2 separate regions of the Homo sapiens genome follow, and region 2 is linked to region 1. A link is an interaction called in ENCODE POLR2A ChIA-PET data of the cell type or tissue named here. Cell type or tissue: MCF 10A. All regions are shown on one strand.

Region 1 (2,500 bases):
TTTGAAAAATTGGTCTTCCTTTTCCACTCAGGCTTATCCATAAGGATTTTCCCATCACTACGTGGTAGCTGTGAGTCTGGAGTCTTTGTACGTATTTGGCAGAACTGAGGTGAGGGAAGGCATATTCCTATTCCTACAAAATGAAGTTTAAGGCTCTTTCCTTTTTTTTAATGGAAGTACTTGAAATCAAAGTACTTGAATAAAGTACTGTGAAAAATAGATTTCCATGAACCAGGCAGAATAAACAATGTGTTAGCTATTTCCACATCACAATGGCTCCATTTTCCTCTCTCAACCAAAAGTCAATAATCTCAGTGTTTTCACATCAACGAATTTGTTTTCTTTTGAGCCAGCTACTTTAGGCCTAAGGTTAAACACCATTCTGTAAGTGTTAATCACAATTGTATTTCTTCTCATTCCAACAGGTCATAATCTGTCCCTCCAACACCACCATTCTCCCCCTTATCCACCAGTTCCCCGGGGAACAGGCATCATTCTTGAATTTATTATTCTTTTGTTGTATTTTTTCCCAGTTACTAGAATAAGAATGAAGTCATCTGGTTAAACAAGTGTATTTCCCAATCAAGAAAAACCAGGCCATTCCCTTCCATAGGATAGCCACTGTGAGCTGTGGTCATTTAGAGATCTATTATTGAGCATGTGATCTATGAAACCGAAGCAGACGGCACTAGAAAGGTTGCCATATTCTACTAACGTGTTTAATGATGTAAGCAAGTATGGAAACTGTGAAACTGAAGTGCTTAACTTCTATAATCTAGCTGCATTCATGGAATTCATTGCTTGAATTAGGGTCCATGAAGGATAGGAAAACTAGCATAAAATAAGATATTTTGTTATATATTTCTTTGAAGTGCAAGCTATAAGCCAGTCTATTCTATCACTCTCTGTACACCTCAACTGTTTTTCTTCCTTTGGTCTCTGCCTAAACAGTGTCAGTCAGGTTCCTACTAAAAGATTGGCAGTGATACAGAAGATAGTTGGGAGGTACGATAGCATTCGAACGCTATGATTTAGCCATGTGGAATCCACCCTGTCTCAGATAGGGAGCTTGCAAGTGCTGGCATGTCTCTCTGTGCTGGTCTGCCAGCCTCCACACATTATGTTTTGAAAGCACTTCCTCCAACTGCCGCTGAACTGGCAGGGCGGATCTCCTGTGGATCAGTTTTTCCATTCTCTCAGTCCTGCTTAAGCACAGTGTTCTGTTGTCTGTCAACCTTCTGTTCTAGACCAGGCCCCGCCCTTGACCTACCAAGAAAGCTGGGAGCTATTGGAAAGAAAGAGCCCTATTAATGATGCATACCATACAGCCAGGCATCTGAGTCTTCCCCACCTTTCCAGCCATATCCCACTGGCTTTGGACCAGCAATAGGCAGGGACAAAGCAGAAGACATATGATAATTTGGTTTGTTTAAAACAGATAGCTTGACTGAATGTACACTGGGCACCTTGCATATCCTGTGCACATGCAATACATACCAGAATCTCTTCTGGTGCTCATGAAACCCAGAGATCATCTCTCTCTGCACCCAACCCAGAGCTATCAGTGACATCTCATGAGATGTCCTTTTGATTCATTCCAGTGGAAGAATATTATTTTAATGCCCTCTAAATACAAAGTAAAATCAATAGTTGTTTTCAACTACCATCTCTTTGCCCAAAACCATCTAGAATCTCAAGATCGTACAGATGTGGTATAAGGTATGATCCCTCCCCCTGAAAGTACCTAAAATTCTATTAAGGAGACAAGACCATACCCAGAGCCATGTGAGAACAGTAAGTGGTGATAAATTAAATACAATGGCATAGGTCTTAGTAATATGAGTGATAAGAATTTTAAGAAAGAAAAGATACAAGTGAGGCGGAAGTGCTGGGGGAATGCTTCATGAAGGAGATTGAGCTTAAAGGATTAATTTATAGTATTTTGCTTTGTAGAAAAAGTCAGGAAGTCACAAACAAATTGTAAAGCATCCAATGCTCATAGATAGGAAGAATCAATATCACTAAAATGGCTACACTGCCCAAAGCACTTTACAGATTCAATGCTATTCCTGTCTAACAACTAATGACATTCTTCACAGAACTAGAATAAACTATTTTAAAATTGATATGGAACTAAACAAGAGCCCAAATAGACAAGGCAATCCTAAGCAAAAAGAACAAACCAGAAGGCATCACATTACAGGGCTACAGTAACCAAAACAACATGGTACTGGTACAAAAACAGGCACATAGACCAAAGGAACAGAATAGAGAGCCTAGAAACAAGGCCACACACCTATGACTATCTGACCTTTGACAAAGCTGACAAAAACAAGCAATGGGGAAAAGATTCCTATTCAATAAATGGTGCTGGGATAACTGGCTAGTCATATGTAGAAGACTGAAGCTGGACCTCTTCCTTACACCATGTACAAAAATCAACTCAAGACAGATTAAAGACTTTAATGTAAAACCCAAAACTATAAAAACCCTGAAAGAC
Region 2 (2,500 bases), 160 kb after region 1:
CTTGGCTCACTGCAACCTCCACCTCCCAGGTTCAAGTGATTCTCCTGCCTCAGCCTCCCGTGCAGCCGGGATTACAAGCGCCCGCCACGACGCTAGGCTAATTTTTGTATTTTTAGTAGAGGTGGGGTTTCACCATCTCGGCCAGGCTGGTCTTGAACTCCCGACCTCGTGATCCACCTGCCTCGGCCTCCCAAAGTGCTGGGATTACAGGCATGAGCCACCATGCCTAGCCGTGATTCTCCTTTTGTTACCACTTATGTAAGTGAGAGGTACCAACCATCCACTGATCATGAGACAATGCAAAGGATAAATAGCCTTTACTGGGGCCGCTCATTTCAACCATCACCGATTGGTCATCTCTTGTGAAGGACAAGAAGACACAGGAAGCCTCCTTCTCTGGGTCACAGTTCAAAGGACTCCTAATACAGAACTTCTTGTTCCCACAATCTGAGGCACTGAACTAGAAAAATGACAGAGGAAAAAAAAATCTTAATTATCAAACAAGCAGTTCATTGGCAATGACAGAAGAATAACTACCTTCAAGTACGGGTAGCTCCCAAATTAATGAGAATACCTTTCCATAATAAGCATTCAAATAAGGAAACAAAAGACACATCCCAAATTAAAAATGATCGGAGCAGTAGTTAGGTTATGAACTTTTAAACTTAATTAATTTTAATTAAAATTTGGAAAACATACACTTGTTGGGCTGTAATTGTGCAAGGGTATTAAAGCTCCTGTAATACACAAAACATTTCACATTAAGTAAGTTTTGGAGCAAAGTTTCTGATAGGTTTTGAGAAATTTTTGAGTTAATATTTCAGTCCCTAAGACTTAAATGACACTAACGTTCCTGCCTAAAGGGTATCCTCTAGTTCTCAGAGATGAAGATTTAAAAAGCAAACAAATAAATACTTAGAAAGCTATTATATTTAGGTTGTGGATTCTGCTTCTAGAATTCTGATTCAAATTTCGTACTAAAATGACATAAGAAAAAAATGGTCGCCCCAATTTACCAGCATTCCAAATAACCATAGTGATTTATTGGGGGGAGAAATAAGCAACAATCGGATGACTTAATCCCGAGCTTCTTGATAAGGAATATAAGACGAAGAGTCTTAGAAAAAAAAATCAGCTGTATAATCTGATAAATGAGCAGACTTTGTTCGAATGCTGTGACAGTAAATTTCAGAAGAGAGCTAAACATTATGTAACTAGAGTTCATGGAAATGTAAAGACAGATCATACTAGGGTGAAGAGAACAAGCCACTGGGGAATTAAGAAACTTGGACTTTGGTCTCTGCTCTCCCCTTCCCTACATCATGTTTGCCAAAGGACTTGTTCTCTCAGGATCCCTGAACCTTCAACTACACAACAAGAAAACTGTAAGAAATAGACCCTGAGGTATCTTCGAGCTCTAAAAATGCTATAAACCTTTGACTCTGAATGAACCTCCCTATAATTAGAGATTATAAACATGGCACAAAGACACAATAAAAGTTCCAACAAGAGCCTTTGATTGAATATACGGAAAGACAACAATATTGTCAACAGATTCCTACTGGGAAGCTCAGGTCCAAACTGACTGTGTATTTCCCTAAAGCAGCTTTTAATTAAATAAGGATTAAGCCTAAACTGAGAGCTAGTACAAATAACAGATCTAATTGTATGGTCAAACGAAAGTGCAACAATCATAATAATGTAATCAAATATAGTGCCCATATGCTATAAGACGTTGAAGAGAAGGAAAACAAAATAAGGAGCAAAGCGCATTACTTTGTCTTCTCTATGTGAATAAAAAGGTACAGAAGGATAATAAAAAGAAGGAAAAAGAAAAGGAACTAATGTTTACTGAATATCTATTAAATGCAAGACACAGTTATAGAAAACTTACATTCATTATTTTAATTCTTACAGTGATACTAAGAGCTAAATATTATTACATCTCTTTCTATAGGTGAGGAAACTGAGACTGAAAATTAAGTAATTTGCCCAAAGACACACGAAAATTAGGCAAGTCAGTATTTAGGCCCACGTTTGTTCTTTCAACTGAAACAACCTTTCTCAACACGTTTTTTTTTTATTGTATCCACTTCTGAATTGAGAAGTCTAACTTATCAGAATTTCCTGCAGTAAAACCCTTCTTCCTTATGTTTCTAATATGCATAACACTTTCCAAGATACGTCTTGTCAATCATAAATCTTTTAAATCAGAGGGCCTAGATGAAATTCTAACTGATGAATTTACAAGACATTTTCTGTTGTTCAGCATATACAATTCCCTAGGACTCTCTGACCTTAATGAAATGAGATCTAAGAGTTATTATCACCATTTCAAGAATCTCCTCCAAATCTTGTCTAAATTTAACTTAAGCTCTTCTTTTGATATCTGGCTGTGTTTAAAAGAAAGAAAAAAAAACTATTGCTTCATCAGATTTATTTTCAAATGAAAACATATCCACCACCAGTAAAGACTACAGGTGAATGTCATGACCAAACC

What was found. ChIA-PET counts read pairs that join two places held together with the same protein. Peaks named below come from ENCODE experiments on the same cell type or tissue, not always from the same donor. Only the 100,000 strongest peaks of a DNase experiment are listed, where the experiment ranks them.
Region 2: POLR2A ChIA-PET joins it to region 1 with 6 read pairs; 2 of 35 experiments call an interaction of 5 or more read pairs at or near these places.

The regions. Positions count from the first base shown.
Region 1 is chr1:99,579,504-99,582,003 of GRCh38, forward strand. No RefSeq gene overlaps it. Among named protein-coding and RNA genes, the nearest start is that of PALMD, 65 kb to the right of the region's middle. In MCF 10A, no CTCF peak of the experiment used is centred here; a DNase peak (open chromatin) is centred at 1,108.
Region 2 is chr1:99,737,809-99,740,308 of GRCh38, forward strand. FRRS1 (ferric chelate reductase 1) reads right to left here. Exons shown (of 17, transcript NM_001361041.2): 7 at 278-460. Among named protein-coding and RNA genes, the nearest start is that of FRRS1, 28 kb to the right of the region's middle. In MCF 10A, no CTCF peak of the experiment used is centred here; no DNase peak of the experiment used is centred here.